2 separate regions of the Homo sapiens genome follow, and region 1 is linked to region 2. Evidence: chromatin loops called from intact Hi-C (ENCODE). Cell type or tissue: endothelial cell of umbilical vein. All regions are shown on one strand. Each heading gives the region's core, and the rest is flanking DNA. Links, peaks and the distances in the headings are about the cores only.

Region 1 (4,400 bases), core at 110-4,109, 160 kb before region 2:
TAGCATTAGGAGAAGTGCCTAATATAAATGACGAATTAAAGGGGGAAGTAAACCAACATGGCACATGTATACATAAGTAACAAACCTGCACGTTGTGTACAGGTACCCTAGAACTTAAAATATAATAAAAATATTTAAAAAAAGAAAAAAAATAAATAAATAAAAGAAAAAAATATGCCTGCAAAGTACTATTGATTATATGTGAAATATTGAACATCTGCTTCTGTTAGCTTTTTAATCATTACATTTTAATTTCAATATTCTTTCAAATAAATCTTTTTTGATTTTATATGTAAGTCCCACTTAAGTTTTGGTGGATTTATTGCTTCATTACATGGTACATTTCTATAAACGAAAACACCACGTTTTTAAGCACTTCCTCATCAATTCAGGCTACAAACCTGTACTCAGCATATGACGTATCATATTTCCAAGTAAAAGTAGTCTGAATGTGTTTGATCTTCAGTTTTTCAGAATCACTCTCATTATTACCATTTGGTTTATTACTGCCACATTCAGAAAAGTTGTATCATTTCATGATGAAATGGTCCAGTAGAGCTTGTTTCGCCATCTGTGAATTAAAGTTAACAATAAATAGAACAACTTTTACTTCGTAATTTAAGTAAAATTTTAAGTTTTAAAACAGCCTTGATTAAAAATTAAAATAGTCATACAACTATTTTTACAATCTTACATTTTTCTCAGGTTTTTATAAACTTTTGGATTACAGTTGTTAGACCTTAAAATATCATGTTATTAATGTGGTCCTATTGCACTAGTTGTGTGATTTCTCACATTCCCTGTTGTACAAGTCCACGGACGTGTATTATGCACTTGGGTTTGCAGCAATGCCAAAGAGCTATAAAAGTTTCTAAATGCTGACTGACAAATTTTTTTTGAGACGGAGTCCCGCTGTGTCGCCCAGGCTGGAGTGCAGTGGCACAATCCTGGCTCACTGCAACCTCTGCCTCCTGGGTTCAAGTGATTCTCCTGCCTCAGCCTCCTGAGTAGCTGGGACTACAGGCACATGCCACCATGCCTGGCTAATTTTTTATATTTTTAGTGAGATGGAGTTTCGCCATATTAGCCAGACTGGTCTCAAATTCCTGACCTTGTGATCCATCGCCTTGGCCTCCCAAAATGCTGGGATTACAGACATAAGCCACTGCGCCCGGTCAACAATTTTTTCACTTAGCATATCACAGACAGATAAATAATTCATCATCCCACATGTGTAGCAGTGGCTTATACATCAAAACTTCGTTAAAATCCTCTTTAATCATCTCTCTCTCTCTTCCAAAAGTGCAACTCTCTCATCTTCTCTATCCCATAACCTATTCCTCTGATATGTGTTCCCTCTGGGCAAACCCAACTACCTTCTTAGTAAACAATTCTTTTACCTTCAGCCATTCATAACGTCTTCTACTCCCCCCAAGTCAGCAGAGCAAAAATCTCTTCCCCTGGACTTGCTGTTCTTAGACTATATATATATGTGTGTGTGTGTGTGTGTGTGTGCGCGTGCGTGCGTGTGTGTGTGTTGTGGGAGGGAGGTGGTTGATCACATGGTTTGAAGACTGCAATACAATTGTAAATACAAATATTTATAATTTAGTGTTTTGTTCTTGTAACAACAGTATATGATAGAGCAAAATTGAAAACTAACTGAGAACGCACTGGAAAATCGGTAAATAAGAATATAACTTGCAGGAACAGTATTCAGGTATTAAAATAAATTAAAAGTACCTGGTAACAACTACAGTGATTGCCTTTGAGTGGGGATCCTTCTACTCTGCCTACATATTTATTTTTTTGAAAATAATAAGTACATAGTTCTTTTATATTTTTAAAAGTATTTTTAAATATAAGATTACTTAAAAGAACATAATTCAATACACATTTTTCAGTGTTTGCCATGTTCTATGGTCTCTGCCAAGGAAATCATAGACTAACAAAACTGTATCACTTACATTTTGTAAAGGATGATACCAATGATTTTCAAAAAGCCCATTATAGAAGTTAAGAAAAACATTGTCAGGATTCAAATAGAAAAATGAGCCAAAGATATAATCATAAATTCATTTAAAAAATAAAAATGTTGAAGTCCACAGGTAGGAAATCTTCAGTAAGCAAAAAATTCTAGCTAAAGCAACTTAGACATACCGTTTTTTATCTCTAAATTATTGAAAATGTCAAGCAGTGATAAATAACACTTAATGCTGTGGAGATTCAGTGAGGCTGGTTCCCCCAAAGACTGCAGGTGGCAGTGTAAACTAGAACAAATGTTTACATTTCAGGACGTCTTCAGAGTTCCACAAATATTTATTGAATGTCCATTCATTCTTTCGTGGTGGAATGGAATTCACACTCAGCCCAATCCACCATTAATTTAGAGGTAACCTGATTGCCAGTTAGCTGCAAGTTGATTTTCTGTATTCCGTAATGCTTCTAGTCATACACTTCATACTGTTTTCAAATGATGCAATTTGAAATGATGTCAGGAAAATTCAGCATCTTTCATTTCCTCTACTTATCAGCAAATCTATGACAGGTATAGAGGTGGTCAGAAACCTGCCAAAAATGCTCCACCATTATCTGGGGGACCAGGCATGTACATGGTGATGAAAGTTGTCAATTAAACATTGCCCAATATCCTTCTCTGGAATTCTTGCCTAACAGGAAACCCCCAGTTTCTGCAAAGAAATTAAAAGTAGCGACAGAGGCATCTTTCAGCCAAAACATTTAAGAAAGTCATTTATGGAATTCTCACTACCCTCTTGGAAGTCAAAATGAAAGACGATGTATTTTATACATAACTTTGTAAAGTCTGCCCTCTATCATTCCTCATAGTAAATGCAGCCAGTATCCACAGATTTATTCTGTTTCAGATGAGATGAGATCCTAAATATTTTTATCTACAATTTACTGAGCACCTTCAATATGCCAGGCAACTAGTAGATGTATAAATGTTTGATCCCAGGTTGACACTTACTACAGCTCCACAAGGCAATAAAGTGCCCTTATTCCTATTTCACATCTAAGGACACATGCTCAGGGAGGCTAAGTAACTATGTCGAGGACACACAGCTGATAAGTCAAAGCTCCTGGATTGTAACCTGGTCTGTCCAGTGATAAAGCTCATATAGTCTTTATTCCATGTCACATTGGCTCCAATTTGCTTCTATTCTGACACTTTAAAATGTAGATATAGCCATATATTTATTGACACTCATTATCATTTCAGAAAGCCACAGAGACACCTAGTCAAACATAAAGTTTGTCAGAACACATATGAAAGAAAAGACAACCATTCAAATGCTAACTCAAGGAAGCCTTCAGACTTTGTAAACGTGCTTTTTGTTGCATATAATTCTTCCTAGTTAAATGGGCTTTCAGGCCACAGCAGCTCAGTGATCTCGGTAAGATGCATCTCCAAGCTGTGCCATTTCTGGATATCGTCTGGCTTCATGGGGTATGAATGTTTAAACACTGGCTACTGGTATTGCCGTACGAACTCAGCAGAGCTCTGTTGAAATCTTCAGCTGAACCACTTAAACCAAGTAAACAACTCACCTCCAGGCAGTGTGTTCCCAGCACCTATCAGATTGTCAGAGAACTGGAAGGAGTCTGACAGAACAATTTCCAGGGTCATTGGTCTACATATGAGGCAGGGGTCTAATCGTTTGACTGATGTGCTCATGCTACTGGGTAACCAGTGGGTTCCCTACATGAGTCACTTCCAAACACCCTCGGCTGCCAAAGGAGAGCAGGTTTAGTCTCCTCAAAATGGAAGACGTGAAAGAAGGGCAAGGGCAGCTTCTACAAGATTCAGGAATGCTGAGGTTCCCACGTGGCGTCAGTTCAAATGGCAGGGGCGTGGGTTATATGTGTCTTTCTTCACCTAGTAAATGAAGACATTTTCTCATCTTGGGGATTTGGTTGCTATGTATTTGAAACATTTCACCATAGAAACAATGTTAGGTCCAGCCAACCCATAAAATTCATTCATCATTGAATGCCATTCTTCACTCATGTATCTAAACAATCGTGTTGTGATGATGGAAGTAAATGTAAAAACATTTCTGGGGAAATCCCACTCCAGATTTCAACCTAGACCTTAGGAGCATATAGTCCTTCTTGTGGTGAAACCAGGAGATTCTTTTGTGTCATAGGTTCCTCCTCCACCCCCCAACCCCTTCACTCACACACATCTGCTGGGCAGGGACAGCAGGACTTCTCCAGCTCCAAGCCACTGCTGGAGCTCCCTTGGCCTGGGGTGGAGGCAGCAGTATGGGAGCAGGAGGGTGGGGAGTAGGGAACAGGTGGGCGATTGAGAACAGGCACTGAGGACTCATGGGCCAGGCCTTTTGACAGTATGACCCTCAATAGAGCAAATTCTCTGT
Region 2 (4,400 bases), core at 140-4,139:
GGACAGTGCCAGGCCAGTGAGCACGCACTGGGCAAAGGAAGTGGCCAGAGACCACTCATAAGAAAAAGTGGGACATGAACCTCAGAGCCTGGGCTGCTTTCAGAGGAGCCAAGAGCCTGGGAAATAAGCATCTTCTGGTGAGGAAATCAGCAGGGGGAGGGGAGGGTCATACAGGAGGGGACTTTTAATCCTGAATGGCCTTGCAGGGCATGGTTCCCCTAGTGTGCCCCATGGAACCCTTGGCTGTTAGATGTGAGGTGATAAATGGTGTGTGGATGCATACACTTGGGACTCAGACTCTGCTGCCCTTAGACTTTCACCCTCCACAGGGCTGCGTTTAAAGGTCCAAGAAGCCCTGCAGAAGAAAAACCTAACTATTGAACCAGCATTCCCTATACGTATTTGGCCCCTGATTTTTTCCCCCGAATAACATCATTACAATCCTATGGGATTAGTGTTCCATGGCAGAACTTTGGGAAGTGTTTTTTGAAGAATTTGTAAATCCCTGCACCCTCTGGACTGTGCCCATTTCTTAGATTGCATGGAGGCTGTGCTGTACAGTGGAAGGAGTATGGGCTTTAGATGGGACTGGCCTGTGTTTAAATCTGCTTTCCCATTATACAAAATCTCTGATCTTGATCAAGTTACTTACTCTCTCAAACTTAGTTTCCTTATCTGTAAGACAGGGGATGAAACATTAGCTAGTTGTCTTATGAGGCTGTTGTGATGGTTAATGGGAAGATAATAATGACACTTACAGAGGGCTTGTTATGCTCCAGACACCATTCTGAGCACTTTATATATCTCACTTACTTTTCACCACAACTGTGAGGCAGGTAATGTTATCCTTATCCTACAGGTCAGGTCAGGAGACCAATGACACATACAGGCTAAATGTTGTGCCCAACATCACACGGCTGGTAAATGTGGGACCTAAGATTTGAACCCTAGGCACTCATACATGATGGGGTCAGGATTTGAAACTTGACCGTCATCTCCCATCAGAGAACATGCTCTGAATCAGTATGTTCTAAAGGGTCTAGAGCAGTAAAAGCACTAATTGGTATCAGTTCCCTTTTCAGATGGTTCGTGGATATGTTAGGGGGATTGATGGTTCCTGGGACTCCAAGTCATTCTGCAGTCATTAAAATCAGCCCTGTTGAAAGAGTAATCTCCTCGATCTGCTTGCCCACTCAGATGCTCCCATTGTGACCATTTTGTTTGCTCTGCTGCCTCATCCTGGGCCACTTCAATTTGGGTGGCTGCTCAGCGTTCAGGTGGAGTCGGGCCACTTTCCACAGCCATCTCATCTGTGGCCTGTGCCTCCACTTCCAGGACCAAGAGTCCCCCCAGGATGCCCAGTGAGTTGGTAGCTTGTTCTCTTTCTACACCTCAGTGATGGACTTGACAAAGGGTTAAGAAGACATCCCTTTTATCATTCAGCAAACTGAGTGCCTTTACTGAGCTAGATGCATGCCCTGGGGGAACTAGCACTGTTTGGTGACTTAGTTAGACCTCTGAATCCCTCTACCAACCCTCAGTAGCTGTCTGGGAGACTGGGATTCTGTGGACTCTCCTCTATCAACGATATTGGGGGTCTTTTCCACAAAGACCAGCCTGGTTTTGATTGACAAAGTGCCTCAGATTTACAAATCTTACCCCTTGCAGGATCCTCTCAACTGATCAAGCCCCATAGCTCCAAATGCCGTCTCCTTGATTGATGTTTAATTTGGGGATCCACAAGCATCTAGAGCTACCAGTTGAATTTGGGTACCCAAGGGCCACAAATGGGCCCCCCTCACACCCTGACCCCTGACAACCAGCACCTTTGAGACTGAAGTACCACTGCATATAGTGCTGTCCTCTGCTCAGGGCATTCTCCCTACCAGCCAGGCCACCCGGCAAACCCCTGCAACACCTCATAAGACCTCTTCGCTGGTCTCATCTCCTTTTATTAACACCTCCTCAGCACCCCTCCACACACACCCAAGCCCACAAGCAAATCATTTTTTCATCTGTTTTGCTCTTGTACCTTACCTATGCTCCACTAATACAAAAAAAGCACGCCTTCCTCAAGACACTTGACTGCCACCTGCTGGAGAGTTGTCATCATGGCTCAACAAATATCTGCCACTTCTAAACCCCCAGGCACCTCTGGAGTAGGGCAGTGCATTGCTTGTACAGCTGTAAACATGGCCTGCCTGTTGAATTGGTCATGCTGTCATGTACTTATTAAAACACTCGTCTTTCTAACTGGACTGAGGACATCTTGAACGTAAGGACTGCCGATTTCTGTCTTCGTCCCCATTGTGGCTTCTGCTAGGGGCTAGAGAAATGCTTATTGAATGATCCTTGTGCAAACACCTGTTACCTTAGGTTCAGGGCATCTGCTGTCATTCAGTGAAGGTCTTCTAAATCTGTCTGTTGCAAAGCAAGGCTCGCCACAGGCTGTCAGAGTAACCATGGAGGTCGGACAGGACTTGCAGTGGGGACAGGGCCCCATCAGCCTCTCACCTCTGCTCAGAGGCACCACCCTCTGAACAGATCAGAGCATAAACAGGTCAGAGCAATTCAGCATTCATTCCCTCTACAGACATCAGGGCAGGCACCATGTAGTGGAGAGTGGGGCCAGGGGCCATCTGCCATGGCTGTTTGGGCTGGGGAAGGAGAGCAGTACTTCTGGAGCATGTGCTGTGCTCAGGGCCAGCTCCCTGTAGGTAGGTTGTGGGAATGCAGAGGTGGCAACTCAAGCACCCCTGCTGGGGATTCAGAGTTTTGTGGAGAAGTAGATCAGTAAGCACATGGATACCAGATAGGGTTGTCAAGGATGTTGATTCACTGTTGTCCCTATTTTCCTAAGCTCGCCACATCATGGAAGGCTGCTACCCAAGTGACATTCTTGGGCTTCACCAAGTGTTTTAACAGAGCTCCACCCAGCTGTCACACTAGGGGTAACACAGTGGGCCAGAAGGAGAGGCAGGCCTTCCCTGGGGTCCCATTTTAAAAAGGGGGAAGTCCTCTGTTCTTTTACAACACTTGTTTACCCCAAGCCATTCAGCATAGTATTACTTAGGTCCCATACAGAGAACCTTCCAACAGATAGCTCTCCTTGCTCAGGCCTGTCCTGATGAACTCCCTGATATTCTTCCAGGTCTTAAAAGAGTGAGAGCTGAGCATTTCCCTCTCTGCCCTGGCTGCCAGGAAGCTCAGAGATAACTTGTTTGCTCAGTTCCTGTAGCTTTCCTGACCCAGGACTTCTTTTTCTTATAAATTCTCCTTGTTCCTTTTCCAGGAATGCTTGCTTTTTATGTTTTGTTTGTTTATGTTGCTTTTGTCTCTGTATTATACTTTGGGGGGTGGTTTTTGGAGGCAGGATTGGCAGCAGCCATGGTAGTTAGAAGCACCAGCAGTAAAGCTGGACACACCTGGGTTTCATCCCCACTTGCTAGCTGTGTCATTTTAAGTAAGATAAGTTGCCTCTTCAGTTCTCGGTTCCTCACCTTGAAAATTGGGATAATGATCATAATGAATGGATAGGTTATTGTGAAAATTAAACTTGTTTATTGTAAATGCATTGTTTCCTGTTCCTGCTCTTGGATCAGGCTTGATCTGTGGCTGTAGAATCCTAGTCTTAATTTCCTTCTTCCTGCCTGTGTCTGTCAGCATATGATGAGTTGTACAATAGTAGTGACTAGGGGACCAACCATCCCGGTTTGTCTGGGACGGAGGGGTTTCCTGGGATGCAGGACTTTCAGTGCTGAATGGGAAGGTCCCAGGCAAATGGATGAGTCGGTCACCCTGGTAATAAACAACCTCAACATCTCAGTGGCTTACTGTAGCAAAGGTTTATTTCTTCGTTGTGCTACTGTCCATCCAGGGCCTTGGCTAAAGGAGGAGCCTCTATCCCAGGAAATTGACAGTCATGGGCACAGACAGAGGAACACATGTTAAAGGTCCTTTAGAAAGTTGTGGCTGTCACTTCTGCCCTCATTCACTGGTTGGGGCCAGTCACATGGCCAGGCCTGCCACCAGGCTGTGCAGAACCTTCCCACTGGGTGGGACAGCTCAGCCTGGAACACTGATCCACTCTGCCAGGCTCACCTTTCTCTTCTTTTGCATTTTAGGGTGCTGGAGCAGGGACCAGGGAAAGGAGAGAGTCACTTGGTCTGAACTGGGGGTCTTGGATGTGATCATCTTCCTGTAGATGGTCGGTATGGGTTTCTTAAGGGGCAGGGTTCAGCTTCACCCTGCTCTGCTCAGAGGAGCAGCTGTGTCTCCTTTGGACGCCTTCTAGTGGTTGATGCCCTCACCTTTCTCAGCTGCCAAGGCCTCTCTCGACAGGGCAGGCTGGGCTGTGACTTCTCTTCCACCCTCCTTGCTCCTTCCTGTGGAGCCCCTGA

The links. A loop is a pair of places that touch in the nucleus more often than their neighbours do. Peaks named below come from ENCODE experiments on the same cell type or tissue, not always from the same donor. Only the 100,000 strongest peaks of a DNase experiment are listed, where the experiment ranks them.
Region 1: it touches region 2 in a loop (9-fold over the local background); 22 of 110 quality-filtered maps call a loop at or near these places.

The regions. Positions count from the first base shown.
Region 1 is chr11:13,180,941-13,185,340 of GRCh38, forward strand. No RefSeq gene overlaps it. Among named protein-coding and RNA genes, the nearest start is that of BMAL1, 95 kb to the right of the region's middle. In endothelial cell of umbilical vein, for the core only: CTCF peaks have their summits at 2,265 (motif pointing right) and 2,846; DNase peaks (open chromatin) are centred at 2,261 and 2,831; H3K27me3 peaks cover 144 bases.
Region 2 is chr11:13,342,230-13,346,629 of GRCh38, forward strand. All of the region lies in intron 3 of BMAL1 (basic helix-loop-helix ARNT like 1), which reads left to right. Among named protein-coding and RNA genes, the nearest start is that of BMAL1, 67 kb to the left of the region's middle. RefSeq lists an enhancer at 1,235-1,284. In endothelial cell of umbilical vein, for the core only: a CTCF peak has its summit at 2,097 (motif pointing left); a DNase peak (open chromatin) is centred at 2,082.